Regions from separate parts of the Homo sapiens genome. Here all the other regions are linked to region 3. A link is a loop called in an ENCODE intact Hi-C map of the cell type or tissue named here. Cell type or tissue: heart left ventricle. All regions are shown on one strand. Links, peaks and the distances in the headings refer to the core of each region. The heading gives the core; the rest is flanking DNA.

Region 1 (8,032 bases), core at 1,190-6,189, 120 kb after region 3:
TTGACTATTGCTGTGAAAAATGGGTTCTTTTCTTTTCAGTAAGTAAAGTGATACCTTTAGCCTGACAACCTTTCAGCTGCCAGGACTTAGAACAAATTCCACTACATCATACAGCATGATTATTATAGAAAAGGAAATGTATTTAATACAAAACCAAGGGTCAATAAGAGACAAGAAGACACATATCTACGACTCTCATGATCTCACAGATACATGTGCTGGGGAGATGTGCTGAATACACAGCTGTGGTTTACGTTTAAATGGAGAGATACTTCTGTCTCCTCCTCTCCATCCCCCATTGTTCTCCATTCCTAAAGGACAAGCTCAAGAGTAATCTTGTTAGTAAAGAGACATTTAAACTGCCTATGACTTAGGCCATTGAATACTTGTTAGATATTTATAGGAGTTGTTTGAGAATGCTAGCTGTGTAATCCAGGAGGTCCTCTTAGCAGAGATTAGAAGCTACTAATTGCCTGGGAAAGTTGACCATGGGTTGAGATGGTCAGTGGTGGGTGTCTTAGCTCTGTCCTTCCATGCAGCCCAGGATGAGCACTCAGGGTCATTTTGGAAAATCTTGCTGCTTGCATTATTATCAGTCATCCTTTAAGTAAGTATCAGGTTCTGTGTGGGAAATCATTTTGTCTCAGAATTTAAAAAATTTTCTTTTATAATTTAGGCTCTTACATTGTTATTGAGAAATCGAAAGCTACGTAGATTCTTGATTTTTTTTTCCTCTGTGACCTATTTTTTTTTTTCTAGAAGCTTTTAGGATCCTCTCTTTGTCCCTGCTTTTCTAAAATTTCATAATAACATGCCTTGTGGTAGACCTATTTTTATACATGTGCTGGGTACTCATTGAACTCTTTCAGTCTGGTTATTCATATCCTTTAATTTGGGCAAAGTTTCATGAATTGTTTAATGATATCCTCCTCTGTTTTCTCCTTCTAGTTAGATGACCTCTTAGACTGTTCCTCTCATTTTCTTATCTTTCTTCTCATTTTCTATCTTTGTGTTTTGACTACTTGCTAAGAGAACTCCTCAATTTTATCATCTATCTCTTCTATAGAGTTTTTTTTTTCATTTGTGACATTATATTTTTCTCATTTTAAAAAATGTTTTTCATTTCTAAGTGTTCTTTCTTAACTGGTTTCTATTATTTTGGGGCTGCATTTTCTTCTTACCTTTCTGGGGTTTTTTTTGTTTTTTTTTGTTTTTTTTTTTGGTTTTTTTTTTTTTTTGGGACGGAGTCTTACTCTGGCCCCCATGCTGGAGTGCAGTGGCGCGATCTCAGCTCACTGCAACCTCTGCCTCCTGGGTTCAATCGATTCTCCTGCCTCAGCCTCCTGGGTAGCTGGGACTACAGGCACGTGCCACCATGCCCGGCTAATTTTTTTTTTTTTTTTTTTTTTAGTAGAGACGGGGTTTCACTGTGTTAGCCAGGATGGTCTCTATCTCCTGACCTCATGATCCGCCCGCCTCAGCCTCCCAAAGTGGTGGGATTACAGGCATGAGCCACTGCGCCCGGCGGTTTCTTGTTTTTCTTTCAGATTTTTGTCTCCATAAATAATCTGTTTCTTTCAGGTTTAATAAAAAGGTTTTTTTATCAATTTGTTTTTGTCTTTGTCTCTTATGTTAGAGAATGTCCATACATGTCTCACCCTTGATCATCTGCTCTTACATAAGAATGGAGCATTAAAAAGCTTTTTAATTGTGTGTGAAGCTTGCAGCTGTGGGCTGCAACATAAGATGATCTTGCTAGGCTGTTTTTTTGGTGATCTTTTTCCTAAACTAAGCAGGTGCTCAGAGAATTGTCCAGTCTCTGCTTGGAAGATATATGCCTGACTCAGCACTTTGGAAGCAAAGTAGGGGAAAGGTTTGGAGACCTCAAGCTTTAGTATATAAGCTTTTATTTTACCTTTGTATGTCCACATGGTGCCTTGTGCCCCTCAATGCGTACTCCCTCTCTTACTCTTTTCAGTGAACAAACAAACCTCTGGTCTAGGGCCCACATAGTAGTAGGGACCTTGGGTCTAACTGCTCTTGAACATATTTTCCACCAGTCCTTCTCTGTGTAGTTGCTTATTTACTTCTGCTTCCAAAGGTGCATTGTGCCACCAATTCCTGAGCCTCTCAGGGGTTCTTTGGTAGTTTGGTTGCTTTTCCACTTTTCCTGAATTACTTCAAGATTCTAGGGTTTGCTAATCAGTAACCGTGAATCTCTCTGCTATTTTAATATCCAAAATTTCATTGCTTTCACTTATTCTGTTCTTGTTCTTAAAAGTTTATACCTTTTAAAAATACGTTTACAAGCATTTTAATGGATGTATTCATCCATTTTCACAGTACTGTGAGGAAATACCCACGCTGATGAAATTAGGTATCCCCATTCTTTCTTGAATGACATACTAGATTAGGAAAAAATTCCTAAAACTTATTTATACTTGCCTCTGTTACTATATTTTTAAATACCTAATCTGCATGTTTGTAGAAAGATATTTTGCTACAGTGGAGATTTGTTTTCCTAACTCCCTTTATGATTTTACATCCACAGGGCAATTTTTTAGATGTAATGAAAGATGTCTTAAATCAAGTAGAAGATGTCTCATTGTTAATTACAGTAAGAATTACACAAGTATTTTTTTTAACTTTTAAGTTTAAAATAATCGTAGACTCTTAGGAAATTTCAAAAATAGTAGCTAGGATCATGTGCCCTTCATCCACTTTTCCTCATTGATGACATCTTATTAACTAGGGATTTTTTAAGATACATTTTTTTCATATTGTGTAATTTCACATAATTTTTAGTTTTAAGCTTGTGAAATTCATTAACCTTTGAATCCTATGATATTCAATTTATTTTGTGTGTTACTTCCTCATGAAAGATCTTTCCTAAGTACCGTATCTCAAATAGGTCTTCTATCCTGTGTCCCCACACCCTTTAGTATCTATTCAGTCACATTGTATGTTAACCTTCATAGCTTTGTTATCATCTGAAAGTATTTTATTTACTTATTTAATTTTATTGTCTGTTGTGTTCACCCGTGTATTAATAGCACCTAAATTTTTACTGATTTTGGACATAGGATTTCTCTGCCTTTTTTTTTTTTAAATGCTTTGAGAATTGGAGTAGAGTTAGAAGGGCCACCCTTCCTGATTTTTAGGAGAGAAGAACATAATTCTGGAGTGTCTCCTCAGTTAGCCTTACCCTGGCTATGGGAATCCTTGTTTTTTTTCTTTCATTTTTAGTTTAGAACATTGGAAGATTCTTTTGGTCAGTGTTGTTATCAAAAATACATTCATGGAGACTTTGTGACCTATTGATTTTTCTAGTAAAAAGTTCTAGATTTTTCAGGGCCTAAGTATATCCTAAATCATCCAACTCTTAATATTTCATCTTTATTTTTTATTTATTTTTATTGTGCTTAAAAAAAGCACTTAATATGGGATCTACCCTCTTAACCAATTTTTAAGTGTGCAGTACAGACTGTTAACTATACATACCATGCTGTACAGCAGATCTCTAGAGCTTTTTGTGTCTTACATGACTGAAACTATACCCATTGAACAGCAACTCCTCATTTCCCCCTCTCCTCAGCCCCTGGCCACCAACCACCATTCTGCTTTCTTCTTCTGTAAGTTGGACTACTTTAGATAGCTCATATAACCTTTTATTTTATAGGAGGTTATCATTGAAAAGAATTTTGTCTTAATTTACATTCACACACTTTTTCTACAAAAAAACAGGTGAAGTGAACCTTTTATTATTCCTTTGAAGGTTGGCTGTGTTCGTTGTTCACCAGAACAAGATTATTCTTCCAGTACCCCTCTGAATTTGCTATGGAAGACTTGTTATTTTGGGTGTTACCTAATCAGCACCCACAGACACAGCCTTTTTTTTATCAGATTACTTGAGATATGGGCTGTAGATATCTCAGTAGGAAACAAGCTTATGTGCAGTTCTGTTGTTTACATCTATCTGAAGTTTGTGAAAATGGAAACCTTTTAGGGAATATCAAGTTGCAAAATGGATACATGGATGATTTGTTATACGTTTAGGTCAAGTCACAGTCTCCTTGTCTCCCTTAATTCTTTCTTGGTCCTTTGCCTCCATGTGGCTTTTGCTGGAAGTAAGTAGTGACTCAGTTAATTTGACAAAAACATAATGTTGTGGCCAGATTGTATAGAGGGTGTATCTTAAGATTTTCCCCCATCTCTTCTAGTTAGCTCAGCCAGTTCTAATTCTGCTTAAGTTTAAGGGCACATGGTCAATTTATATCAGCAAAGCAGAAAATTCCTACCTGCATAAAGTAGTATCTTTAGTTTATTATTAATGTTTTTCTACATGCTAGGTGCCACTGTTAAACCTAGTAGTGCAATCCCCAATATGGGCAGCAATCCAGCAATGGAGAGACTGGATGATGTTGACCCCAGTACTCTTGTGGTGGGATTAGTGGAATTTAGTGAATCCCTACTTAGACAACCCAGCCTTTTTTTTTAAACAGAAAAACAGTGTGCCCTGCTGTCCCCCAAGGATTTCAAAGCCACAACACCTTCAGGTAATTTCATTCCCAAGATGTGGTTATATATTGTCAAATGAAAAGAAGCATGGAAGCTGTGAGTTCTAATATTGTTTTTCTGACTAACTTGTGGAATTTTTTTTTGGAGGGGGCAAGGGTGTTTAGGGCTTCGTGTCTTCATTAATTAAATAAGTATAATAATACCATTAATGTGACTCACCATCATTGTGAAGCATAAATTTGAAAATGGAATACGCTTTAAATGGACTTTGCAAAGGAAAACTTGTATTTCACTTATTAACATGTTTTGCATTCTGGTTGTTCTGAATGCTAATTGAATTCGTTTGTTTACTCTCAGTGTAGGCTGAGAAATTGCATTTAAGATTGTCCGCATTCTTTACTTATTTAATGAAATCCTGGGCTTTATTAACTTCATTTCTGGGTTTTTCATTCTAACTATATGTATTGAAATGCAGTGTGAAAGATAAAGCTTGAATCAAATGATTGACAACTCTAAAGATAGGTTAATATTAATATATTCTTTCATTAACTCTTAAAAACTTAAGTTAAATCGTTTATATTTGAATTTGTTAAATATTATTGAAATTAAAAGACCCAGTATGTTTCTGACTAGTAGTGGGCATTTTTTACCCAAAGTTTTAAGAAACCATTTGATTTATGGAGGTTTTATTTAAAATTCCTTGCTAGTATACATAATTTTTTAAGATAGCACTAAATGCTATATACTTTTAAAATGAGCTGCTTACCTCATTTAAAATAAAACGTGAGGCTGGGCACAGTAGCTCACACCCAGGTACAAGTAATCCCAGTAGTTTGGGAAACCAAGACAGGAGGATCACTTGAATTCAGGAGTTTGAGACCAGCCTGGGCAACACAGCGATACTCTGTCTCTACAAAAAAATTTTGTTTTTATTAGCCAGGCATGGTGGTGCATACTGTTAGTCCCAGCTACATGGGGGACTGAGGCGGAGGGATTGCTTGAGTTGAGGAGATTGAGGCTGCAGTAAGCCGTGATCGTGCACTCCAGCCTGGACAATAGAGTGAGACCTTGTCTCAAAAATAATAAAATAAAAAGTGGGAGATGCCTTTGAAATATTCTTAATGACACATATTGAAATTGGTAGGTGAAAATAAAAGTTATTTTTTTACAGTGATACAGTTATGCTATTCTTTACAAAATAGTAAAATATATTTGTTATGTAAAGATAGTTTGTTTTGTCGATGGAGTTTGGAATCTCCCTGTATCATTCAACCTCAGCCCTATCCAGATCTCTTTCACTGACTAGCTATGTGATTGTAGGCAAATTACTTATCTTCTGCATTTCTCAACTTATACTATTGTAAGGAATATATTAGTAGAAAATAACTCACAGGGTTCTTGTAAAGGTTAAATGAGTTAAACCCACAAGTACTTAACACAATGCTTGATATATAGTTAAGACTCAATAAAAAGAATCTGTTTTTAAAATTTTCGTGCTAAAATGTTCCCTCAAATGGAAGTTTACAAAGATGAAACTTTGCCCAGCCCAGAATCATGTGTAAGTCTTGTATTCAGTTATCTAATAAAACACTTTTATTTTATGTTAAGTTGAAGAAAAAATACATCTAAGATAACCTAAATCTTATTTTCTACTTTCTACTTCTTTATGAAGTGTGTTAAGTATACATTAGTTTTTTGTTTTGTTTTGTTTTTGAGACGGAGTCTCGCTCTGTTGCCTAGGCTGGAGTGCAGTGGTGTGATCTCCGCTCACTGCACCCTCCGCCTCTGGGTTCAAGTAATTCTCCTGCCTCAGTCTCCCAAGTAGCTGGGACTACAGGTGCCCACCACCACACTCGGCTAATTTTTTGTATTTTTAGTAGAGATGGGGTTTCACTGTGTTAGTGGCCAAGATGGCCTCGATCTCCTGACCTTGGTGGCGTGAGCCACCAAGTATATGTTAGTTTTTACCCAGTTAGTTCCTAGTGAACAAATTAGACTTACTTCTTTTTTTTTTTTTGAGACAGAGTCTCACTCTGTTGCCCAGGCTGGAGTGCAGTGGCGTGATCTTGGCTCACAGCAACCTCCACCTCCTGGGTACAAGTGATTCTCCTGCCTCAGCCTCCCAAGTAGCTGGGATTACAGGCTCATGACACCACACCTGCCTGATTTTTGTATTTTTAGTAGAGATGGGGTTTCTCCATGTTGGCCAGGCTGGTCTCGAACTCCTGACCTCAGGTGATCTGCCCGCCTTGGCCTCCCAAAGTGCTGGGATTACAGGTGTGAGCCACCATGCCCTGCCAAATTGGACTTCTTTTCTGACAATTTTAACTCCTATCATATGTTACTGTAAAAATTGGCAAGCCATGCTGATGAAATTAGATACAGATTTAGAGACTTCTCCATTTACTCTTCTCTCTAATAAGAAATATAATCAACTAAATTTACTTTTGAAGATTCTTCCAAGTCTGCAGTTCTGTGATTGGCTGTCTTATGTATTTCACGTTTCTCTCTTCCTACTCTGAGCTACTCAAGTTATTCCTCTGTGTATTACTTAGGAAACCTCTTATTTCCCTCTCACCATTCTCCTTAGCCTTCCAGTCTGTCATACACATTACTACTAGATTAATAGTCTTAGTATAATCCTTTCATCATCTCCTTTGCTCAAGAAACTGCATTTGCTCCCTCTTGCCCAGAAAATCAAATACAGCCAGTAGCTTACCCTCCTTCGTAATTAGGCATCTCTATTTTTTAAATCACTACTGTTGGTATTAGACTGCACTTCTAAACAGTGCTCTTCTATAATGTTAAGAAAGTGTTATCACAGTTCTTTGTCTTGATCTGTATGTGTCAGGCTCATTCCTCTAGCCACTCTTGTTTTATTGCTGTGCTCTTATTTTCTCTGCACCCTTAATCACTCCTACTTCCTGGACAAACATGTACTTGTTTTCCAGGTAGTTTTAGCTCAAATTTCACCTCTTTCATGACTTTTTGATTAGCTCCTGTCATAACTTTTCCTGAAATATATAGGTTGGCTTTTACATTTCTGTATTAATGATATAAAGGTTTATGAATACCATTAAAACATTGCTATTTTTAAAGTTTTTCTATATGTAATAGTGCTGATATAATTATGTGCTTAGTAAATTTTCATTTCCTTGGTAGGTTTTAAAGAAGAACCTCTTTATATGTGACTTTTCCCCCACTTAATGGCTTTCCCTTTGGTTTTATAGAGGCTGCAAGTCGGGCCATAGTTCAGTTCCTAGAGATTAATCAGAGTGAAGAAGCCAGTAGAGGCTGGATGCTTCTAACGACAATTAATTTGTTAGCTTCCTCTGGTCAGGTAAGTTCTTAGTTTTCATGTTTGATAACTCAGCGTCTTTATTTTATAGCCTCTCTTGTGATTTTATTATTAAATTCATCATTATATCCAAATGAGATACTATGATAATCATTTGTATTCTTCTAACTTTTTTAAAACATTATTTCATGCTTCTCATAACATCTCTGCAAGGAG
Region 2 (8,032 bases), core at 1,247-6,246, 380 kb after region 3:
CTAAGCCAGGGGTCCCCAACCCCCAGGCCACAGACCAGTACCGGCCTGTTAGGAACTGGGCCTGTTGGGAACCCGGCTGCAGAGCAGGTGAGTGGTCTGCGAGTGAAGCTTCCTCTGTATTTACAGCCACACCCCATCACTCGCATTACCACCGAGCGCTGCCTCCTGTCAGATCAACAGCAGCATTAGATCCTCACAGGAGCTTGAACCCTGTTGTGAACTGCACATGCGAGGGATCTAGGCTGCATGTTCCTTATGAGAATCTAAGGCCTGATGATCTGTCACTGTCTCCCATCACCCCCAGGTGGGACTGTATAGTTGCAGGATAACAAGCTCAGGGCTCCCATGGATTTTATATTATGGTGAGTTGTATAATTATTTCATTATATATTACAATGTAATAATAATAGAAATAAAGTGCACAATAAATGTAATGTACCTGAATCATCCTGAAACCATCCCCCCAACCCATCCGTGGAAAAAAGTGTCTTCCACAAAACTGATCCCTGGTGCCAAAAAATTTGGGGACCACTGCTCTAAGCAATGCCTCCTCCTTTTGCTCTCAGGACCTTCATTATCTCTTCCTCTGTATCTGCAACCCTGTGCCTAGAATGCTGATTCAAGAAAAAACCCAACACGTCCTTTGCCTAGAACACCCTACCCAAACCCTTGTAAACCTGGTGAGTCCCAGGAATCTTTTCATTCCCAGCTCAATCCTCATCCACTGTTTAGAGCTTTTCCTACAGTCTCCAGGTAGACGCCAAGCATGCCCTCTATGCTAACAATGAGCCTTGTACAGACTTCCAATAAATCTAACTCATATATGTCTCCTGCAGGGTTCCTTGAAGATGTCCCTTGTCATTTTTCAAGTACCACTCCAACATTTAACACTTGGGAACATTCCTCTGCAGGTAAGAAGTATTTTTTTCACTTGCTAATTATCTGGAGTACAGAGCCTTCTCTCAGCATAAGTCACCAGTCCGGAACAAAGGGAGTGTCATGTTAATAACACCATTATTAAAAGACTACAAAATGGCAATGCATGGGAGTGTATTATAATAGCAGAATATAATGTACCTCCTTCACTTCTTTCACTAATTCCCCAAGAGTTTTGCCTTTACTGCAACTGAACAGGGAAGGCCCTTAATGAGTTTGAATTGACCAAATATTAACCAGCCTCCAGTGTGCAAACTGATTTTAAAATAGCCCTTGACCTGGAAATACAGGTGTATTCAAATACACACCCTGATAAGAAAGGACAGACAGGGATAGAGTTCAATATCTATCAGCTTGCCAAGTCAAAAGTTCCTCATGATAAACTCTAAAAGTAGAGCAGTATTTTAGATATGGTTTGAATATGTTCATCCTTGTCTAAGAAATCTTGACAAAACAGGTTACATATAGCAAAGTCTACTTTCAGAAAACAAAATCCAGCTGGACATGTGTCAATAAAAACCAACAGTACTGCATTGATAAATAAATAAATATGCAGCGAGGTAACCTAGTCACAGATAGCTAGAGACAACAGTTCTAATGAGTCAAATCACACTACAGAAGTAGTTTCCATTTTAAATACATTATGGTGTTAAAAAAAGAAAAAACTTAATTCCGAAGGTATTTTATGCATGGCTTCCTGAACATCTTTTCTCTTAACAAAAGCTTGTTAGCTTTGTCGAGTTAAGGAAGTCAGCATAGAGAAGCTGGTATTTCCTTGATGCTAAACTATACCAGTGCTAAAAACAAAACAAAACAAATCCCAACCTAATTAATTCTATTTTGGGTCTAGTTTCCAAGGCAGTTTTCACAAAGACTATTCTCAGCCCACTGTTCCTAGTTTTGTAACTTCAACCTTCAGTAGCTGGAAATTGTTATATTTTGGGTAATTCCTTGACACTTATGTTTTATTACAGACTCATTTTATTCTACTTACTATCAAGGGTAAGGGGAAAAGTGTCACTACATTGATTCCATTGATTCTAAAGTTTTAGTACTAAGAATCACGTTTACGTTTATTTCGTGATATCATGTGATATGTTCCTATTAGGGCTTTGTAATTTGGGTTACATCAAACTCATCAACATCAACTTTCAGGTGGAATCCTCCCCAAATCAGAACTGCCAGCCAGTCTCAGCAACCACATAAACCAGAAGAAAAGGAATCAGGAAACTTAGATTCTAGTTTCAAGAGCCACGAACTTGACCTTGGGCAATCCACCTCACTTCTGTAATTCAAACTGCAATGCCTGCTTCCAAAGTATGCTTCTAGAAACAGTTTACGTGTTTTGGGTTTCTCAAATAAAATGGAATTTTCTAAACAGACGGTTTGATACAACAATCTATTCTCTGGTCCAATTTCCCAAACCATCCAGTCCATAAGATCATAAAACTGCATTTCTTCACAAGTTCTTACTTGCACCACTATATTACCAAACACGCCCGAATTCCTTTTCTAGCTTTAAACAGATAGTAATATCGCATCTACTTATTCTTAAATGTGAAAGAAGAGTAATCTATAGAAAAGGAAGTGAAAAGTCTTCATGAATTAACGTCGGGTTATATGAAATCTACTGGTAGACAGAAGAATTGCACTGTCTGTCGTGTACTCAAAAGAAGCTGGAAGATTACTATTATGTCACGTGCATGATACTCTAAAACCTCCAAAATCTATCATACTGAAAAAGGATGGAGAAAATGTAAGTGCATATGGGGCAGCGCGAGAAGCCAAGCCTCCCGCGTCAGGATCCGATGAAATGATACAGCCGACGGTGGCACGTCTCTAGTCCTTACTAACTTTGTTCCCTCTACTGAAAAGAGAGGTGAGGTGGCAGCTACTAACTGCACTGCAGCCCCTAGGAGGACAGGTTCCCTCCTGATTCCAGCGTCGGCCCCAGATCCTGAAGAAGGGACCGGAAGAGGATGAAGCTAAACTGTAAGCCGGGTTGAGTGGCCCATTTCTCCCGGGCAGCGGCCGCGGTCATCCTGGGAACCTCACCGCCACTGGGATCCCGGGTCCCGACCCCCTCTGGAGAAGGAGGAAGCAGTGCCAGGCAGGGAGGAAGGTGCACCGGCAGCGTGCAGCCTCACCTGACGCTGGACGGGCCCCACCCTTGCTCTCAAGTGTCCCGCTTCCAACCAGGACCCAGCCAGGGCGCGGCGTCCGCCTCTCTCGGCTCCACTTACTTTGTCGCTGGTGCTCTCGGTTTCGTGGTCGCCGCCGGCCGCCTCTCCCTCGCGGTGTGGCGGCGACACCGCTTCCCTGGGGCCGGGGCAGCTTCCCCGGTGCCTCAGCTCCAACATCTTCCGCTCCCGCGCTGCCGTGGCGGCCTCCTCAAGCACCCCGAAACCTGAGCTGCAAGCAGGGTTCTGCAGGCGGGGCGCCCCGCCACCTCGCAGCCGCGCCCTGGAGTCCCGCGGAGCCGCAGCCACTAACGCGGCCCCACCATAGAGCGGCCGCCGCGCCGGTCACCTCCAAAACGGCATCAACGAGAGAGCGCTCGAGGCCGCCTGCAGCGAGCGCGGCTCCGGCGGAGGTCCCGGGCAGGCTCCGGGCGCCAGGCGCGAGCAGAGAAGGCGGAGACGCGGCCTCCGGTTGCCAGGTGCGCGTCTCCACGCAGAGGCCCAGGTAGGAGGAGGAGAAGGGGCGGGGAGAAAAGGAGGACGCTTGACCCGCTTTAGCGCGGCTCTGGGCTCCCGCCGCCGCGCAGGCCCCTCCCGCCCCGCCCCCCGGAGCCGGACTCGGAGCCGGCTTGTCCCGGCCCCGCACACTTCTCCCTGCCCGGGCCTCCCGCACCAGGTCTCGCGCCGCAGGCCCCGCCCCTCTGCGCTGCACTGCGGTTCCCACAGCCCCGCCTCCCCGTGAGGTGACGTCAGGAGCCCGGCCCGCGACCCCGCCCCCGCCTCTGCGTGCTGGCAGGTGGGGGCCTGAGAAAAGGTGGGAGCGGTGGGGCGGGAGGAGGCTGAGGAGCTGGGAGGCGGAGGCGGGGCCAGCGCGGGCTGGAAGTGAGCGTTGAGAACTTGCAGGCTAGTCCCTGGGCCGCTGCGAGGGCTGGAGGAGCTACTCAAAGACGCCCGCTAAATGTTAACAGCGCTCAACACTGCTGCTTCAAACGCCTCCCCGGCCTTGTCAGCTTGACACGCGCGGCGGGTCGGAGGCTCACTGGACCAGAAACTTGTCTGGCAGGACGGACTGGTTGGCCCCGCGGCATTCCAGCCCAGTGTCATCACCTTGAAAACAGGAGATGCTTTTGCCTCACTGGGCGTCCAGAGGTGCGTCGGCCAACAATTCCGATCACAACCGCAGCGCCGTCTCCCAGAAACTCAGTACTGAATCTCACAAAGGTCACCACCTAGGATCCCAACACAGTGTGAGATGCTATGGGACGCCGTTGCCCTCCAGCTAGTCTCTGAGCAGTGGTGGACCTTGGGCTGCCAAAGCGGGAACAGGAAGGGCACAAGATCTGCATTAATTCTAGTCTTAATCCTGTTAGAAGGTGATTAGTTTTCTTGACATGTATCCGCCACCCGGTCATTACTGACAAGCTAACAAATGAAAAAAAGAGAGAAACAAAGAGAAAAAAGAAAAAAGGCGGGCCTTCACACAGGACAAGGTTCAGGAGAGCACCCTTATAGAAATAGATCAACTATGTAAATTCCTCAAGGTCTTTACTGACACGGTAAAAGTAAGTAAAGTGTTGAAAATTTACTAACAAATGAGCAAAACCAAAAGTCAAATTAGGATGCATTGAAAAGCAGAACACAAAGACATCATTTTACCTCACCAAACAGATCTTTGAAGCTGTGCGGTTAGTTTGGGTTGCACGTTTTCAAAAGGATGTCGAGAAACCATAATTTGTTCCTTATGGGGTGGATAACTGAAATGACAGAGAAGATTTGAAAATAAGTCCCTACTGAACAGAGAACTATGGGGTGACTACATTAATAAATTGTCCAATTGTTTGGAGGATCGGAAATGAAGGAGTGCTTGATAGTGAAGAAGATAATCAGAATAATGGCTGAAGCCAGTAGTAGGGTTTCCATCTCTGGCTACTACCCTACCCTGCATAAAGGATTAGAAGTGCTCCATTCTAACTCTCTGGAAGTCAAGAAGCCTGAGTTCTAGTGCTGCCAATGCCACTAATTGCATGGCCTTGGTAAGTTATTAACCCTCAGTGTCCTCAGCTGTAAACGGATAGTAAGGATGGCCTCTGTGGTCCCTTTTAGCTCTTAGACGATCAGAATCCAGCCTTTGCTTTCCCCCATGGTCCAAGAAAAGGAGACCTACTACACAAGGTACCTGAACAACTTCCTGTTTCCCCTTTGCCTAGTCCTCTCATGGCCTCTTTGACTTTTTCCCTTTGCTGCAGGAGGAAAAAAGAGAGTGAGAGGAGTGACAGAGGGGAACAACAGAGGACAGTAGTGCGTGATAGAAGAAACAGTATTCCCCAACCCAGGAAAAGTGGGACCAATGCAAAGACTGCCAAAATAGAATGTGAGGTTCTACTTACCTCACCTTCCTTAAGCTCTGCTCCTTCTTGTGTTTTAGCTAAGAGAGCAATTTCTTTCAATCTTCTTCATTATAGCTATTACCACTAGTTGAGTGAATAGACTGAGTCCAGACAGCAGAAACTGGCTTATTCATCTTTACAGGTCTAGCTCTTTCCACAGTGCCAAAAACCACCCTTCTATAGGTAACAATGTTTGCTGAAGAGGTGAATGAAGAAATGATGGGATGGCAAAGGTATAGCACAACAAGGGAAATTTATACAGTCATATGTTGTTTAACAGTGGGGATACATTCTTAGAAATGCATCATTGGGCAACATCACAGGGTATACTAAACCTAGATGGCATAGCCTACTGCACACCCAGGCTACATGGTATAGCCTATTACTTAGACAACTGTAACACAATGGTAAGTATTTGTGTATCTAAACATAGAAAAGGTACTATAAAAATATGGTATTATAATCTTATAGGCTACAGTGGTATATGTGGTCCATTGTTGACTGAAACATTGTTATGCAACCCATGAATGTATAGTATTTATGGTTTCTTCATTTAAAGTCTATTTTAGACTTACATAGACACTTTTCTTCATTTTCACTTTATATCAGAGAGAAGTTGATTTTAATACTTATTAAAAGTGGTTGTAGTAATGACTTTATTTTACTTAAGATACTGTACAATATACTCAACCACAACTGGCTTACGGAACTCTGTGTTCTCAGACTTTTTCTATGTCTTTTTTCTAATTTTTCCTTTTTCTTTCTTTTTTATTTTTATCTTTCGTTTTCATTCAGGGAACTTATGTTCTCTAAATTTATTGTATTTGTGTTTGGTAACACAAAATCTGGCGTGTAATGGTTTCTAAGGCTTTACCTGTTAATTTTTCTTGTATTTATCCTGCTGAAGGGCTTCATGGAAACCCTAAGCATATGCATGGGCCTAATCACGTAGTACAACCCAGCCAGCACTTCTTGGATTGATTTTAAGATTTTCCAGCCGGGCGTGGTGGCTCACATCTGTAATTCCAGCACTTTAGGAGGCTGATGCATGAATGTCTCTTGAGCCCAGAAGTTCAAGACCAGCCTGGGCAACATATGGAGACCCCATCTCTACACAAAAATTTAAAAATTAGCTGGGCATGGTGGCGTGTGCCTGTAGTCCCAGCTACTTGGAAAGCTGAGGCGGGTGGATTGCTTGGGCCTGGGAGTTCGAGGCCTCTGTGACCCCTGTTCACTCTACTGCACTCTAGCCTGGGTGACAGAGTGAGACCCTATCTCAAAAAAATTAAAAAAAAAATTTTAAAAAAAATTTTTTTTCACCTTCTAACTCCTAATGAGGAATTTGCTAGAGAGATGAGAGAGAGTGCTAACGTTATTGCTTATATGGTTTTTATTTTAGATTACTGTTTACCTTCTCTTTTGCTGGAAGTAATAAGAGCATAAGATGCAGAGACGTTGCCTGAAGTAGTGAGAGTAGATGAAGCAGTTTGTTACCACTCTTCCCTGAATACCCTCAGAATGTTCCCAGACTGATAAACATGCCCCTCTGGGGTGGGAATGTGAATCTGAGCTGCTTTTCACATCAGAGGCTCAAAGGTGCCCTGCTGGAATGTCCCCAGCTTGCCAGGGGCGGAAGAAATCTTCCTCAGCCAAGCGTTTCCAGTTGCTTAGATACCCAAGTAACAGCTTTTGTCGCTTGACCTATCTTTCTCTGTTGCCCTCTGTCAGCTTTGTTTATAAGTTAGAGGTAGGAATTTCTGATTTAGGCCACCAGAGAAACATTTTATGGGAAAATCTTGAAAAACAACTTATATTTACATTTTTATTTTTAATGGAATTGCACGGGAAAATAATGGTGTACTATCAAGTATTGTAGTGAGAGAGTATCAGAGGAGAGAGTGCTATGGTGTAGTTAGAAGTATGGAGTTTCTATACCAAGAACCCTGGGTTTGAGTCATAGCTTGAACCTAGCTTGAATCATAGCTTGAATCTAGCTGTGACCTAATTTGCTTTCAGCAACATTTTCATCAAACACAGCTGAAGCTATATCCTAAATGACATGTTCCTTCATAATTTAAGTAATAATTCTTTACATAACACTTTACAAAGCACTTTCGCATGCATTATTTCATTTCTTCTACTCAACAATCTACAAGCTAGGCATAACAAATATTACTCCTGTTTTACAAGGAAGAAAACCTGAGGCTTAGATGTAAAGGGTTAGAAAGGAAAGCTAAGTTTTTATACTTAGTATAAGTATAAAACTTATATTAAGTTTTATACTTCAAAATCTGCCTGGTCCATGATGTAGTACAAATATATAGCAGCAGAAACAAGCAACTTCTAAAGCTGGGGGTGGGGGTTAGTTTGTTATAACAGGCACATAAATTCTGAAGCTAGCCTGAGTTCAAATCCCAGCTCTGCCACCTACTGGCCTTAGGCAATTAGCTTCAGTGTCCTTGTGCAAAATTAGGATAAGGTAATATTTTCTTCCTAGGATTCTTATGAAGACTAAACTGGTTAATATAT
Region 3 (8,032 bases), core at 1,467-6,466:
TGCCCTCCCTGGCTGCTGTGCAGTTGAAAATCTGTGTGTAATATTTGAATCCCCAAAAACTTAACTACTAATAGTCTACTGTTGACCAGAAGCCTTACTGATAACATAAAGCTGATTCACATATATTTTGTATATGTATTACTTATCTTTACAATAAAGGCAGAGAAAAGAAAATGCTATTAAGAAAATCATGAAGAAGAGAAAATATATTTATTATTCATTAAGTGGAGAAGGATCATCATAAAGGTTTTCATCCTCATCATCTTCAGGTTGAATAAGCTGAGAAGGGGAGGAAGAGAAAGAGTTGTTCTTGATGTCTCAGGGGGGTGGCCAAGGTGGCAGAAAATCTACATAGAAGTGGATTTGCATATTTCAAACCTGTGTTGTTCAAGGGTGAAGTGTATTTATCTTGTAAAAACATTGTAAATATACTGGTTTTAAAAGTCTGAACTCTCCATAGAGAAACATAAAGGAACTGAAAATGAAGAGGACCTTTAACTTTAAGTAGAAATAGAATTTATTAATAACAAAAGTCTTCAATCCCCCATCTCTATTATAATGCTGATAATTATGATGAACAAGGGCAAAACGTGATACTATTCTGTTTCCTCCTGTGAGCCTGTTACTCTTTAAAGTTTAAAGAAGCTTTATTACATATTACTTACTTAAGTATAAAGAGAAACAATACATCGAGCTACACACATGCCTCTTCCCAAAACAAAACAAACTCTCCAATACCTCTTTTGAATGTATTTATAAGAAAAACAACAGAAAAAATCTCTAATTAGAACTTTCTAAAAGCATTTCTCCCCAATTAGAGTGCAGTAATGACTATAAATGGCACTGTCTCAGGGACAGCTCATCAGTTAATTATAAGTAGTTCTATAAATTGAGGAGTGAAGAATGATACTAAATTTCAATCAGTGCAGATAAATATGGCTTGTCATTATTCAATTGATATTTTTGACAGTCCACCTAAAGAGGAAGATGCAGAACAGAAATATTGTCTTTTCTAAAGAATGGAGATTATGAGAACATTTACCTTAGACTATATTCTTGTCTGGAATATGGTTTTCATAGACACTCAATTCCCATGATCCCCAGAGACTTTCATTGGCTTGCCCAGTTTCTTTCCATCTGGTCCTTTCAAACCAGGAAAAACAATATGGTAATTCTATTGTTGCGTCTAGTAGCCTGGAAAAATGGAAATGTATATTTAATATAATATGTAATATAGTGGCTCAGTAATTTTTAAATATGTCAATTAACACTTCCATTCTTTTTGATTTTTGTGTCCCAGCATCATTTAGCACTCTATGTTCTGGAATAAATATCTCAAAATTCTATAAATTACATATGCTCATCTCTGGGATAATGCTACCTGACCAAGTTTAAATTATTTCCTGTATAGTCTTAAAAGCAAACATGTTAACAAAAAGTTAACATAAAGAAAATAATTGTTTAAATAGCAAACTGTTAATATGTATTATTTAACAATTTTCCAAAATTGCTGTTTTCTATTATTTTTTCTTCCTCTTACTTTTAGATATTTTTCATGAACCTTTTATCTCCATTTTCCTTCCTTTAAAATTATGTTTCACTCATTCATGTTCATAGAATTTTCAATCATGTTAAAAGCAAATATGGGTTGTTTGCTTATTGTCACAGATAGCCTCTTGGTTATCATTCTCCACAGTCACCTTATTCATGAATTGTAAGTTGGAGATCAGCCTCCCAGTGCAGAACTGTTTAGAAATAGCCCTTCATGCTTGCTCCTCTATTCCCAGAGGAGTTTGCTGCACATGCCTAGATCTCTTTCCATCTGGCCTCTGCACAAAGGGTTTATCCCACTTTAACACAATTCTTTGTTTTATAGAGGACCTTGACTTTATCTGAGAGTGAATACATATGAAACAATAATCATGTTGCAGGAAAACCTGATTTGATCATTTTTTTTTCGTACTTGATTCCTAAGATGACAGTGAAACTACAGTTAGCCAGCAACAAAGACTAAAGGCTGTAATGATGACAGAGCTGTAAAAAAGTAAATGTGAAGGGTCTGATTTTTCCATTATTACAGTACTTACGTTTATGTGGCTTCAGTAAAAAAGAAAAAAAAAACTTGGTACATTTATTTTTATGTCTATCACTGAAAAACCTTTGTGAGTTTGTAAGACATTAATATGAAAACGGCTGCTTTTGCATACTGATAGATTTGTGAACTTTATTGCAATATATGTTTTAACAGAAAAATATAATTATAGTATTTTAAAATGTAACTCTTCCTCCCTCAGTGTAAATAAAATCACAATGACAAGAGTCCTGAAACCTCTAACTGAAAATCTTCCTTTAAAAATGCATGGTGGTCTTAATGTTTAAAAGAAGTCAGCCTATTTTCGCAGTGTATATTCATGTTATCTAACGTTCTTTTTTCTCCAATTATTATACATACAGTTTTATAAGTGAATATTTAAGAGTCAAGAATTTTGTGGTATTTTGCCTAGAAATAGACTGGAAGAACACAAAATCTAAATAAAGAATAAACACCAAAAGGCCAAAGGGAAAGAACAAAAAAAGTACATGTACATGCATATGCACACACACACCCCCACATAGGTGCTTTGTTTTTAATAATTTATTTCAAAACGTATTGTACAATGCTGTCTCAAATACTTTATTTGGGTTTAAAAGAGTTGTAGATGTTAGTATAGGTTGTTGATTTCAAATGGAAAAATTATTGGCATTGAAAGATGGCAACTGAAATCTTGAACCTAACAGTTAATTAAGGTTACTTCGTGAGGATTAAATATTAGAATTCTGCTCCGCCCCCCACCAAAGGATACCGGTATTTTTACTAAAATATATTTTTAGGTTTGTTTTGGCATATTCTTTTCAAAGAGATTTGAAACTCTTAAATTGTTATAATTACAAAATCTTATATTTGAACTTTCAAAACATTACTCATTTTGAAGTAGAATCTAAAACTACATTTAAAAACATTTCTGCCCACATTTGGTCTGTTTAAGGGACTAACCTTTGAACACACTAGTCTTATTTTGAAAGGGCAAGGTGTTTTTTTTTTTTAATAGCCAGTGCCCCACAGAAGAAAAACTGTGACACCCCCCCCCCACAAAGTGCTCATATATATCACCTGTGTTTGTTAGCAATGTTACCTCCAACTTTGTTATCTTGGAGTAATTGACGAGTAAATCATTACAAATGGGTCCAACTCTAAAGGCAAAATCGTCAAAAAGAAGAAAACAGCAAATCCAACTTGCCTTATGTTTATTAGAGGAAATCCTGAAACTTCTGTAGATTGCAGTGTTAGGAAAAACAAGTTTGTGATTACAGCGATGTTATGACCACTTCCCCACTCTAACTCTGTTGTTTAAGGGAGTCCACTCCTAACTGCTGACTCAGTTTGTCTTTACTGCCAGAACTGAAGCGTGACCCAAATTGTCTGCTGGGTTGAGTAGGAACAAACGGGCAAAATGATGATCACTTGGCAGTTCTAGGTTTACTAAAGGATACTTATTTGGTCTAAACACTGTTTGTGGGACTGCAAAGGTATAAATAATGCCCCTCCCAGGAAGGAAAAGGAAAATCTAAAATCTTAGGCAACCGACTCAAGGTCACTGACGGAAGGCACCATTTGAGACCGAGCTCCTCAACTACAGTCCCATCACGGACGGGAGCCACACAGGAGAGCGTGCAGGAGTTTCGAAGCTGCGTAGTACAATAGCTGGCGTGGGCAGTTCTTTTATACTCTGGCTAGAGTAAAATTAACGCACCTTTGCGTTTCTCCATCGCCTCTGACAGCATCCAGCTAAAGGGTGTAGGGTTAAGGAAAGCGGAACCCAGTTGTCCTTTCTCAGCTGAGTCCTTTCAGAAACTGGGACTGAGGAGGGTGAGCGCCGCGGAGAGGGGCAGGGGTGGGAGAGGAGAGAGGGGCGCGGGGCGGGGAAGAGGCGCGTCTGGAAGGCAGTGGGGAGAGGGACTGAGAGGAGTGGGGTTGAAGTCCAGCTGGGAGCATCCAGCGGCGCTGTCTGCAGACAGGGGCGAAGGCAGCCGCTGAGAGTGAGGCAAGAGCGGGAAGCCGAGGGAAGGGAAGGAAGTAAGGAAAGAGGAAGGAAAGGCAGGAGGGGGTAGAAGCTGAGCGGCTGCAATTTCTGCGGCCGGCTCAGTAGGAGGAGCAGGAGGGGAAAGAGGAGGATCCAGTCAGTCAGTCAGACAGCCAGCGGGAGGTGGAGAAAGCAGGAGGAGGAGGAGGATTAAAGATGGCCACCAACAGCTGCGGGAAACGGCAACAACCCCTCACTTTCCGGGATGGTCCCTGCGGGTCGGCCCGGCCTTGATGGAGAGAAGAAACCCGAGGAGCGCCGAGGCTGAGGCGGCGGCGGCGGGGACCCAGCGAGGACGAGGACGCGGCGGAGCAGGGACGGGGGCAGGAGAAGGGAAAGGCGGCGGCGTCGCTGCCCCTGCTGCCTAGCACCGCTGCCTGGCCCGGCGGACCGGTTCCCATACCTCGCGGCCGCAGAATCGAGCTCGGGCCCCGGCCCCCGGCCCGCGGCGCGGGGCTCCCGGGCCCCGCCGCGGACGTCGCGCCGGTCGCCCCTTCCCCGTAGCCCGTGCGCCCTCGGCGCGGAGCCCCGGCCCGCCGCGGTCCCGTCTCCTGGGCCTGTCCCGCCCGCGCCCTCCGCCGGCCCTCAGGTGAGTACCCCCGCCATCCTCCCCGCCCCCCGCGCTCCCGGAGAGGCGGTGCTGCCTCGGCCCGGCGCGCCTGGCCGCTTTGTTCGTGCGGGGCGGAGGCGCTGCCCACTCGCGGCCCTGCGCCCGCTCCCCCTAGGGACAGGCCGCGGCCCAGCTGCTGTCCTCCCCAGGGTCCGCCTTGGCCGGGAGCCGCCGCCGCCGCCAGGGTGGGCGGCCTGGCCCTAGTCCTCCGCTGCCTCCTGGGGAGGGCGCCGTCGCGGACGGGTCGGGGTCGGGGTCACGGGCGGCGAGCGGAGCGGAGCGGAACCGGGATATTTCGGGGGATAGGGGAGGAGAGGGCTGGACGTTACCTGTGGGAAGCAGTGGGGGCGTAGGCGGCCCTGGCTCGCAGGGGTAGGGGATCAGGCCCTGGCCCCCCCCCGCTGCATCCTGCGGGGTCTCAGCTCCCGGAGCCACCCGGACCTGAGCGCAGCCGAGCGCGGCCTCCATCCCTCGGGCGCTGTCTCCAGGGCTTCGGGCCTCTCCCCCTACGCCCTACGCTGGAAGCCCTTCGATTATGGAAGGAGCCAGAGATGCTCCAGTTCTCTTGTACTGGGGATGTGGTGGCATCGCAAACATTCACAGTTACGGCGGGATTTAAGAAGCAGATGAGACCTTTCCAACCAAAGGCCATCTGGCTAGTGTTTGAGCCTCAGGTGCAGTTTTTCATTGATTTTTACCATTTAATTGTGAGATCTGCAATATCAGGTCTTCCTTTCACAGAAACAATGTGATACAACCAGATTGAAAGGATATTTACTGCATATGTGAACCCTTGCATGGACTTCCAGTACCTTAAAAATGGTTAAGTGTTTTCTGTTGGAAAATGGTGCTCATGCATACGAAAAACTATTTTTGTTCAGTAATGGTTGCCAACTGGTTTACTATGTAGTTTGAACACCAAACAATTAAAAAGGAAAAACAAAACCCTATTCTTCGGGCTTTTTAAATAGTGGCATATTTCCAGGTTGGTATTTGGTAGCAGGTTGAGAACAACTGGTTTCGACTATCAGGCGACGTAACAAACATAACATAAAACAGAACTAAAAATGTGCTAATTTATAGAAAAACATGTTGTATTAGTGCATAAGTCTAGTAAAAAAATCCGACTTTAAAAAAAATAAAACTTTATCATGAGACTCTTAAGTATAGGAATTAGGTTGGTATGTTTTTATGTTTAAAAATATATATTGCATTAGAATTGAGAACTCTTCCTATGATATTTGAGCAATAGTAAAGTATGTTAATACTTTGAACCATTCTATCTCAAGCTGCTAGAAAGAGGTTTCTACTGCTAGTTTCTTTCCATGAGTTAAAATGGATTCATCTGAAATATATGTATGCTTTTGGTGGGTCACAGTGGGTCATGCCTGTCATTCCAGCACTTTGGGAGGCCAAGGCTGGGGGATCACTTGAGGCCAGGAGTTAGAGACCAGCCTGGGCAACAAAGAGAAAACAATTTTTGTAAAGAAAAAAAAAAATGTTTCAAAAAATTTGTATCACCTCCAAAAAGGAGGGATAAGTTAGAAAATACAATGTTCTACTCTTGCATAATCTGTTTTTGAAAAAGTAAATGACAGTATATTTCAATATTAGTTGGATTCTCTGCTTTGAAGAGATTCTTAAATTCCACTGCTCAACTTTGCAATTTTAAAAGTTTACATCAGTTGTTCTTAATTTATTTATTTATTTCTTTTTTTAGAGACAGGGTCTTGCCCTGTTGCCCAGGCTGGGGTGTAGTGGCACGATCACGGTTCACTGCAGCCTTGAACTTCTGGGCCCGAGTGATCCTTCTCCCACAGCCTCCCAAGAAGTTAGGACTACATGTGCATGCCACCATGCCTGTCTAATTTTTCTATTTTTTGTAGAGATGAGGGTCTCCCTGTGTTGCTCAGGCTGATCTTGAACTCCTGGCCTCAAGTGATCCTCCTGCCTTAGCCTCTCTAAGTGCTGGGATTACAGATGTGAGCCACCATGCCCTGCTTCTTTCTTAATTTCATGCATATACTTCTGAGGGTCCTTGGCTTCCCAGAAATCATATGCAGAATATAGCATATATTTGCTTTTTTCCTAGATAAAGACTCTGTTGGGTGATCACATTCTCAAAAGGATATGGGTCTGTAAAAGATTATGAACTTCTAGATATAAAATTAAAGAATACATATTCCATATTTGGAAAGCTAAAATTTTTAAATTACATTTGATGATTTATGTCCTTCATTTCTGATTATGCCCAAGAAATGTTTGTGATTAAGAGTTCAGCACATAGACGTTGTTTCTAACACATTCTCATTTAAATCGAAGGAAAATATTAATCCCATTTTACAGATGGGGAAATAGAACAAGTTGTTTTAAAGTCATACAAACACTGGTGGGCCAACATGTGAACCCAGACTGTCTGAAGTTAGAGCCAGCATTCATAAACAGGGTATACTAGACTTTGATCGGTAATACCATTTGATTGATGTTAAAATAAGTAATTGATGTTTTAGTTAGAATTGCAAAGTATATCTGAGATTATCATAGCATACAATATCATAAGATTTTAGAGCCCTGGACCCCCAGTATGAAGAGATCTTAATGATACTAACCTCTGTTAATGATGCTAGTCTGAAATCACACCCGAACTAGGGTCATTTCTACAGCATCTTTGGCAGGATCATCCACCTCTGATTTTAGTATTTCCTGTGATTACGAATTTCCCCTCTTCTTTTTTTTTTCTTGACCTTTTTTTTTTTTTCTTTTGAGATGGAGTCTTGCTGTGTTGCCCAGGCTGGAGTGCAGTGGCATCATCTGGGCTCACTGCAACTTCTGCCTCCCGGGTTTCGAGAGATTCTCGTGCCTCAGCCACCCAAGTAGCTGGGACTATAGACCCTCGCCACCACGCCTGGCTAATTTTTGTATTTTTAGTGGAGACGGGGTTTTACCCTGTTGGCCAAGCTAGTCTTGAACTCCTGAGCTCAAGTGGTCTGCCTGCCTCTGTCTCCCAAAATGCTGGTATTACAGGCGTGAGCCACCGTGCCAGGCCGTTTTTTTTTTTTTGTTTTTTTGTTTGTTTGTTTTTACATTTTAAATCTATATTTCTATTTATGTCGAGTCAAAATCTGCCTTCCTGATATTTACACTGATAAATCCAGTTCCCCCTTGGTGTGTGTGGTGTATTTATCATCCATGAAATGATTAAGAAATAAATGGCGACCGGGCATGGTGGCTCACACCTGTAATCCCAGCACTTTGGGAGGCCGAGGCAGATGAATCACCTGAGGTCAGGAGTTCAAGACCA
Region 4 (8,032 bases), core at 1,598-6,597, 110 kb after region 3:
TTATCTTCTATTTTTTTCTATTCTATTTCACTTCTTTGAAAAATGCTCATCATTATCCACTAAATGATTTAACATGACTTACCAAACTATAGTTTTAGAAAGTAGTTTTCAGTCACATGATCATTTTCACTGTCCTTTTATGATTTATAGGATAAAGTAGGATAGTATTATATTCAATTTGCATATTTTAATCTATAAGATACACTATTCTTCATGTACTCAAAGTATACTTGAATTTTCTAGCAAAAAAATTAAGTAATTATAAATTAAATAACTAAAAATAGAAAATTTTGTGAGGTTTTGGGGTTTTTGACTGTCTTAGATGTTTTGAGATTTGGGTAAAGTTTGTTTTTTCATTATTTTTACATTAACCATTAAGAAATCCATTAATAGTTTTGTGATCTCTTTCTCTTTATGTTTTTATTTTATTTATTTATTTAAAGACAGAGTCTCTGTCACCCAAGCTGAAATGCAGTGGCGTGATCTTGGCTCACTGCAGCCTTAACCTCTCAGGCTCAAGTTATCTTCCCACCTCAGCCTCCTGAGTACTTGGGACTATACGCGCACACTACCATACCTGACTAATTTTTGTATTTTTAGTAGAGACAGGGTTTTGTCATATTGCCCAGGCTGGTCTCGAGCTCCTGAGCTCGAGCCATTCACCGGCCTCGGCCTCCAAAAGTGCTGGGATTGCAGGTGTGCACCACTATTCCCGGCGCCTTTATTTTTGAACTTGATATGACTAAACTAATTGGAAACATTTATTACTTGTCTGATTAATGTTTTACATTTTATACAAATTGTGGCAAAGTGAGTAAGAACTTCCAATGCTGAGATTCATAATTTGCCCTTCAGGGGGATTTATCAAATTTTGCTTCTCTGTCTTTTCTGTTTAAAGAAGTAGAAAGATATATTTTAGACAGAATTTTCTATTTTGCAAATTTCTTATAAGCTCTTACATGCATGCTTGACCTAGTCAAGATGATGATGTTTTGACTGTTCATGTATTGACATTTTCCTACAGAATTAGAAGTGCGTCTCACCAACCAGCCAAGATGAACATGGTGAAGAGGATCATGGGGCGGCCGAGGCAGGAGGAGTGCAGCCCACAAGACAACGCCTTAGGACTGATGCACCTCCGCCGGCTCTTCACGGAGTTGTGCCATCCTCCCCGGCACATGACTCAGAAGGAACAAGAAGAGAAACTGTATATGATGCTGCCAGTGTTTAACAGGGTAAGTCCAGGTTGCCAGACACACACCTTCCGGGACTGGGGGGCACTACAAGAATCTGAAGGTTACTGGTAAGCCATAGGTAGAAAAAAATGATAGGCTGAGTTAGTTTTAAGAAGTTTGGTGTTCTCGTTTCATGTTTTCAATTTGCTATAAAGCAGTGTGACTTGATGTGAAACCTGGTCAGAATAAACTACATTTAGTGAGACTTTTTGATTTTTAACAGATAAAGTGCAAGCTGTGAGCCATTGTCTAAAATGGCCCTGTTATGGTTGAGATTTGGAAGAGGAATAGATTGTAAATTATCAATTGTGTTATTTCTGTTATCTGTTAAAGTGATGATTTTATTACACCAAATGGTGCAACTGCCCAAGCCCTTTGTATACTTTAAAAAGTCATTACAATTTGCTGTTGTTTAAGAGATGCTGTAAGAGGATAGTTATAGGCTATAGATAATTCAAATAGAGTTAATGTTTTCATATGTTTTGTAAATTACATGTAGCAATCTTGTTGGGTATTTTTAAAATAACAATTTTTTTAGGCCAGGCGTGGTGGCTCACGCCTGTAATCCCAGCACTTTAGGAAGCCAAGGCAGGTGGATCACCTGAGGTCAGGAGTTTGAGACAAGCCTGGCCAACATGGTGAGACCCCATCTCTACTAAAAATAAAAAATCAGCCAGGCGTGGTGGCACGTGCCTGTAATCCCAGCTATTCGGGAGGCTGAGGCAGGAGAATCGCTTGAACCCGAGAGGCGAAGGTTGCAGTGAACTGAGATCACGCCATTGCACTCCAGCCTGGGCGACAAGAGTGAAACTCTGTCTCAAAAATAATAATAATAATAACTTTTTTATGTTTATCAGAAGTTCACAAATACATCATTTTAAAAAGTCAGATAGTTTCACAGGCTTATAGGTTCCCTCCTGCTCTTCACCACTAATTGCTGCCGCCATGAAAGACTTTTAAATAACATACTTTTACTGCTGTTGTGTAGTTTTAATTGACTTCCTACTGAGGAATATAAGAATTAGCTTCTTTACTTCCTCTCCCTCCAAACCATAATGTACATACATACATACATACATACACTCATTCATACATGCTGCCCTCCTCATCCTTTCCCTATAGTTAGGCTACTTGTGTAAGCAGTATTCAGTGTTTGCTCTCTACTGACAGTGATATAAATTTAAATTTATTCAAAGATGAACCTTATACTATACTACCTTTATTTTTCCATTATTATAGAACTTGTTCTCCTCAGACTTCCTGTCTCAATTTCTTTCTCTGCATGTCTTTGTTTCTTGGTTTCCCTTCTCTCGCTCTTTTTCCTCCTCCTTTCTCTGTCCCTCCCACATCTTCTCTGCCTTGCCCTGTCTGTCTTTTTTATCCTGTGTCTGCCTGCCTTCCCCTGTTTCCATTTCTTTCTTCCTATCTGTCTGTCTCTCTCTATGCCTTTCATCTCTCTTTCTCTTCTCCATCACTGTCTTTCTGTCCTCCCATTTCTCTCTTTGTCTCCTCTCTGTCCCTATTTCTTTCCCTGTCTCTGACTCTCCCCTGTCTCTTTTTCTTCTCCCCTTTTTCCAGATCTATCTCCATGCCCCTGACGATGCCTTTCTCCACACCCACCCCCTCACCCCGTGCCCCAATCTCTGACTGGCTCTGTCCCCTGTAGTCTCACTTGTTGTCTATATTATTTTCTCTGTTCATCTATCTTTTTGTGTGAAATTTTCTAGGCTCTTCCTCTTCTCATTATTTTGAAATTTTATTGTGGCTTCAGCTTAAGCCTTCTTAATCTGAAAACTTGTATTGTTCAGTCTCGGTAAATATTCTGAAATATTTCTTTGAGAATATTCTCCTCTATATCTTATATGTTCCCCCTTTTCTGGACCTCTGTCAATCAAGCAGTAGTTCTTTTAGAGTAATGTTGTGCTATTAATATCACAGTTTTAATTTCCTTGAATTCTTTGTTGTTTTACTATTATTTATTTATTTTTTTAGTATGTCTCATGTTCAGTAGATAGACTATCACTGAATCTCCAGTGTTCACATATCAGTGTTCTTGTCTTTGATTTGTGGTGGTATCTCTCTTCTTCCTCGTAAGGAACTAGACTTCTAGTTGTCTACTGCACTGGGGAGGAACAGTCACCTTCAATTTCTGGGCTGTAAAATAATAATAATGTCAACCTTATTGGGTTGTCGTGAGGGTTAAATTCAGATAATATACTTACAGCACTTAATAAGTGTTTGTCCCAAGAAATGTGTACCTATTATTGTTATTATTGTATCTATTATTGTTTTTGTTACGTGAATTTATTATTTTTGTTGTTGGAAATACTAGTGAAAGGGAATGAATGAGAAAGAAAGAGTTGAAAGGGGGCAATAAAAGAATTGATTAGTATTGATGGCTCAGTGAAGGTTGGAGATGATAAATTTATACTAAACCTTATCAGTACTGGCCTGTGTGAAAAAGTAGAGAAAGCAATACCTGATTTATTGAGATTGAGGTTTGTATAGGCTGGTAAGGCAGAAGGGCAAGAGTGCCAGGAAGGTTAGTTCACATATCACCCATGAGCTTGTGTTGGATACAACAGAAGAGGATAGAAACATTAACGCATTTATAGAATGTACATTTCCTTACTTATGAAATAATAGGATAGATTATCTGCTGAGAATGATAGAGGGAGGAGATGGTAGAGTAGGAACGTGAGAAGAGGTGGGGAAAGGTTTAAAATAGCTCTTTTAAAAATGGGAGAGAGAACTATGACAAGCCATTGTTTTAAGCCCTATTCAGGGAAGTTACTAATTTTTATTACCAGGAAGTTAATAATTTTTGTTATCTGGAAGTTTGTTTTGTTTTTAAATCTTATTTTTGTTTTACTTTAACGTCATGATGTGCTGTTGGCTACTGAGGAGTTTGAGGTAATTTCCTTCTGTCAGACTTAGGAATGTTTACAAGGTAATGAGAATGTTTAGAGCAGTTAGGGGAATTGTTCTTGGCTATTAACATGAATTATTAAGTAATAGCCTACATATATATGTATCCCATGTATTTTATCAGTTAGGCTTCCACAGTCTACTAGACTAGAAGAATCTCATGACTATTTGTTTTTTTAATAAGTAGATATGAGATGCTTTAGTAATTATTCTCTATCTACTTAAAATGTTTGACTTAGTTATCTTATGTCCTATGTTATTGTAAGTCTCATTAACTATTAACAAATTCTCTCAAAAGTTTTTAATTGGTTGATTAGAAACATATGTGTATGCAATGCCTTAAAACTCTAATATAATGAGTGATTTGATATCACAAAGGTTCAGTAAACTCTTAACTAATGAAAAGATAGAAAGTTATATCTGTACCATTGTGACTAATTTGAAAAATGTATTATTTTAAAAATAATTCTTATTAATTGGATATAATTAATAAACTAAAATTGTTCTTAGATACCATTTCCATTAAATTTAGAAATATATAGCCATATCTATTTAACATTTGGCCGTTTGTGCTTGAACATTGTCCACTAGTGACAAATACCTATGGTGAGTGAATAGCTCAGTATGTTGCTAGAGCCAACCAGTTCTTACCATGATTGCTAAAAAGGAATTGCAGTGTTGATTTTTGAGACTTTGCTTGATTAGAGCTAAATGGTGAACAAGCTGTTAGACATGGACATCTAGCTACAGACTAGTTTTTAAAGTGTGCTTAATAGTGTTATTTCAGTGCATGATTTTTGCCTTTGAGAGACATGGGTTGGGAAATGACATGTATTAAGTCTTTTTTCTGGGCCAGGTCTCATGCTGGGTTCTTGAAATGCCTCCTGTTGTCTTCATTACAGTCCTACAAGGAGGCTGCTGTTATCTTCCCTCTTACTGATTTGCTCAAACTGAAAGATTATGGTGAAGTCTGAAAATAGCTGAATAATATTTATTCAGCATTCTTAAAAATAATTAACATTTAGTCCCAAGAACAAAAGCTGACAAAGAAAACATTTGGTTTAAACTTACTCAAAATGAGTAGCATTTTAGTTGTCTAAAAATTCATAACTGCCACTGTTAATTACTGTAGTATTTGTTATATTTTGCTGTGTATTTTAAAATGTAATGTTTACCAATTAGATCTTTTGTAAGAAACTCCCCTTATTTTTTAACTTATTTCCAATTTATATTTGAGAAGCATGTAAATGTAATACAGTGTCCTTTTTTAATCCCTTACAAATTATCATTACTTTTTAATTTGTTGACTTAAGAGAGAGGTCACCCAAACTTAGAACCAAATAAGAGAGAGATCAGAAGGCAGACAGGTGAATTATTTTGTGGCAGCTTTATTACTTATTACATAATACCAATACAGTTGATACTGGAGAATGTGGCTTGGGTCTGTGCAACAAAGGACTTGCTGAATTCAGCCCTGAAATAGTCATGTTTACTTACCCAGTCACTGGCAGAACTGGACAGTGGCAAGCCACAGCCAGAGCAGATGAGAATGCATATTCTCATGAGGCAGGCAAAGCCCGGAAGGAGAGGACGGGACTGAGTTAGGCATTCTGTTCTTCTCAGACTCTCATCTGATGGTCCTTCATAGAAACAAAAAGAGCATAAGATAAATATTTCCCTAATCATTTATATTAATTGATAAGAAATCTTAACTGATTTACCATACGAAATAATGCAATTACATCTTCATTGTTAATTTTTTAACATTGTTATTTATAGCAAATTATTTTAGGACTAATGATGGTCCATAGTCTGACTTAATTTTAGATATAACACATATTTAGGAAACAAAAGCCTCCATTTTTAAAAACTTTGTAAACATTCCAACCTCTCTTTTATTAGTCATATTTAATATATTTTTATTGAATAGCACTATTCAGTAACAAGTTTATATTGAGCCTTTATGAATGCCATTAGATAACACCATTAATTTGCTTTCCCTGAGTGCCAAAAATATTTGGTTGAAGAGGTGCCAGGAAATCTTCTGAAATCTATTTAGGTGGATATTAAAAATGATTATTTTAAAAATAAGTCAAACCATGCTATTTTTCTCTAAAGATGAACACTATGCACAGTTTAGTGATAGGGTTCATGCACAGTTTGAGAAAAATATAGTACTGAGTGATGAAGAGCCTGGCTTGGAATCAGATAGATGTAGTTTTAAATTCTGTCTGTATTGCCTCCTGTTTTAAGTTAAGTTGTCTAACTCTTAATTTTCTTAACTGTAAAATGAGGCTACTAGTAGAACCTATTCTGTAGGATTTTATGAGACTTAAATGACACCAAGTTCTTGAATAGTGCTACGCAGATTTTAAATGGGTATTATATGGTAATTGTTATTTCCAGTGAATTTGCAAGAAGTCATTTTTGTTCTTCATTACCTTTTTTTTAATCTGTTATGAATTTCACATATGTATTCTAGAATCAGCCCTTTTGAGTTGAATGTGTTGCCAGTTCTCTTGCCCAACTTTCTTCCTCTGCAGAACCAGAAATTTTTTGTCGTTGTTTGTTTGAGACCAAGTCTGGCTCTGTTGTTGCTCAGGCTGGAGTGCCATGGTACCATCTTGGCTCACTGCAACCTCCACCTCCCAGGTTCAAGCTATTCTTATGCCTCAGCCTCCCAAGTGGCTGGGACTATAGGCATGTGCCACCACACTCAGCTAATTGTTATATTTTTAGTAGACATGGGGTTTCACCATGTTGGCCAGGCTGGTCTCAACGCCTGACCTCAGGTGATCTACCCACCTCAACCTCCCAAAGTGCTGGGATTAAAGGCATGAGCCACCATACCTGGCCTAGAACTGGAAAAATTTGACAAGTAGTCAGTACTCCCTGAGAGTGAGAAGTAGAATCTACACCTTCTGACACCCAGCTTCATGCTGCATCCTCTTTGGCAAACATTTATGTAAATGATGGAAGCATTGTATAGTTTCAAGAAATACCACTACTTGTTGAAAGTAGTGAACACATACATAATATTTTTAGATTCAGTTGTTGAAGTCAATCACCAAAACTACACTATTTTCTTTGCTACCTTATCCATTCAGTATTACCTACAATGTCAGATTCATGCTTTAGTTCCTCTATCCCTCCAACCTTATCTTGTACCATTTTTCCTCTTATACAAAATGCCCCAGCTTTATCAGCCTCATTTTCATTCCTGTACACCCCAGAATCAATCTCACTTTGAGGTCTTTGCACAGCTCTGATCTCACTGCCTGCAACCCTCTTTCCTTGTCTCTTTGGATTGTAACTTTTCCTCATTAGTCAGTGTCATCCTTTGGCACCAGTGTCGCTTCTTCAGAAAGACCTTTCCTGACAACCTTCTTCCCACCCCAGGCATTCTCTTTCAGCTACCCTATTTTACTTTCTTCATAATACTATCTTTAAATAATTTTAATTTTAAAATCAACTTATTTACCACTGGTCTTCTGTGCTAAAATGTCCTGTGTTTCATGAGCACAGGAATCATATTTGTTTTATTTACCTTTGTATTCAGGACCCTTCGAACATTGCCTGGCACATATACTAGGAAGTCGATAAATATTTGTGAGTGAATAAACCTTATTTAAGAAGCAATGCTTGTTCATTTCAGATTAGCAAATATGACATAGTCTTTTTCTGTAGTACTGATTTTGGGTTGGTAAATTCAAGCCAGTTTTATTTATCTTGTCAGAACATTTCTTAGAGGAAATAAAGCAGTAAACATCAGGATTTGTGTAAAAAGTTACTGGCATTTTCAACAGCATATTATTTACCCAGCATGAAGACTGGTTGAATAATTATATCCTTAACAACTGTTCAAGAAA

Evidence for each region. A loop is a pair of places that touch in the nucleus more often than their neighbours do. Peaks named below come from ENCODE experiments on the same cell type or tissue, not always from the same donor. Only the 100,000 strongest peaks of a DNase experiment are listed, where the experiment ranks them.
Region 1: it touches region 3 in a loop (2.4-fold over the local background); 22 of 110 quality-filtered maps call a loop at or near these places.
Region 2: it touches region 3 in a loop (4-fold over the local background); 41 of 110 quality-filtered maps call a loop at or near these places.
Region 4: a loop joins it to region 3, with 2.8 times the contacts of the local background. A loop is called at or near these places in 20 of 110 quality-filtered maps.

The regions. Positions count from the first base shown.
Region 1 is chr4:84,840,980-84,849,011 of GRCh38, reverse strand. It overlaps WDFY3 (WD repeat and FYVE domain containing 3), which reads left to right. Exons shown (of 68, transcript NM_014991.6): 6 at 7,749-7,858. Among named protein-coding and RNA genes, the nearest start is that of WDFY3-AS1, 48 kb to the right of the region's middle. In heart left ventricle, for the core only: no CTCF peak of the experiment used is centred there; no DNase peak of the experiment used is centred there.
Region 2 is chr4:84,578,666-84,586,697 of GRCh38, reverse strand. CDS1 (CDP-diacylglycerol synthase 1) reads right to left here and starts at 3,571. Exons shown (of 13, transcript NM_001263.4): 1 at 3,180-3,571. The coding sequence starts at 3,296. LOC102723338 (a long non-coding RNA gene) reads left to right here and starts at 4,477. Exons shown (of 8, transcript XR_007058460.1): 1 at 4,477-5,149. RefSeq lists silencers at 3,615-3,714, 3,755-3,964 and an enhancer at 2,825-3,778. In heart left ventricle, for the core only: no CTCF peak of the experiment used is centred there; DNase peaks (open chromatin) are centred at 3,117, 3,287 and 3,897; H3K4me3 peaks cover 2,406 bases; H3K27ac peaks cover 550 bases; H3K27me3 peaks cover 2,101 bases.
Region 3 is chr4:84,962,887-84,970,918 of GRCh38, reverse strand. WDFY3 (WD repeat and FYVE domain containing 3) reads left to right here and starts at 4,229. Exons shown (of 68, transcript NM_014991.6): 1 at 4,229-4,710. It overlaps WDFY3-AS2 (WDFY3 antisense RNA 2), which reads right to left and starts at 5,303. Exons shown (of 4, transcript NR_152775.1): 1 at 5,061-5,303; 2 at 1,043-1,194. In heart left ventricle, for the core only: CTCF peaks have their summits at 4,154 and 4,887; DNase peaks (open chromatin) are centred at 4,148 and 4,828; H3K4me3 peaks cover 3,684 bases; H3K27ac peaks cover 2,513 bases.
Region 4 is chr4:84,853,615-84,861,646 of GRCh38, reverse strand. It overlaps WDFY3 (WD repeat and FYVE domain containing 3), which reads left to right. Exons shown (of 68, transcript NM_014991.6): 4 at 1,025-1,235. The coding sequence starts at 1,056. Among named protein-coding and RNA genes, the nearest start is that of WDFY3-AS1, 61 kb to the right of the region's middle. RefSeq lists an enhancer at 4,650-5,280. In heart left ventricle, for the core only: no CTCF peak of the experiment used is centred there; no DNase peak of the experiment used is centred there.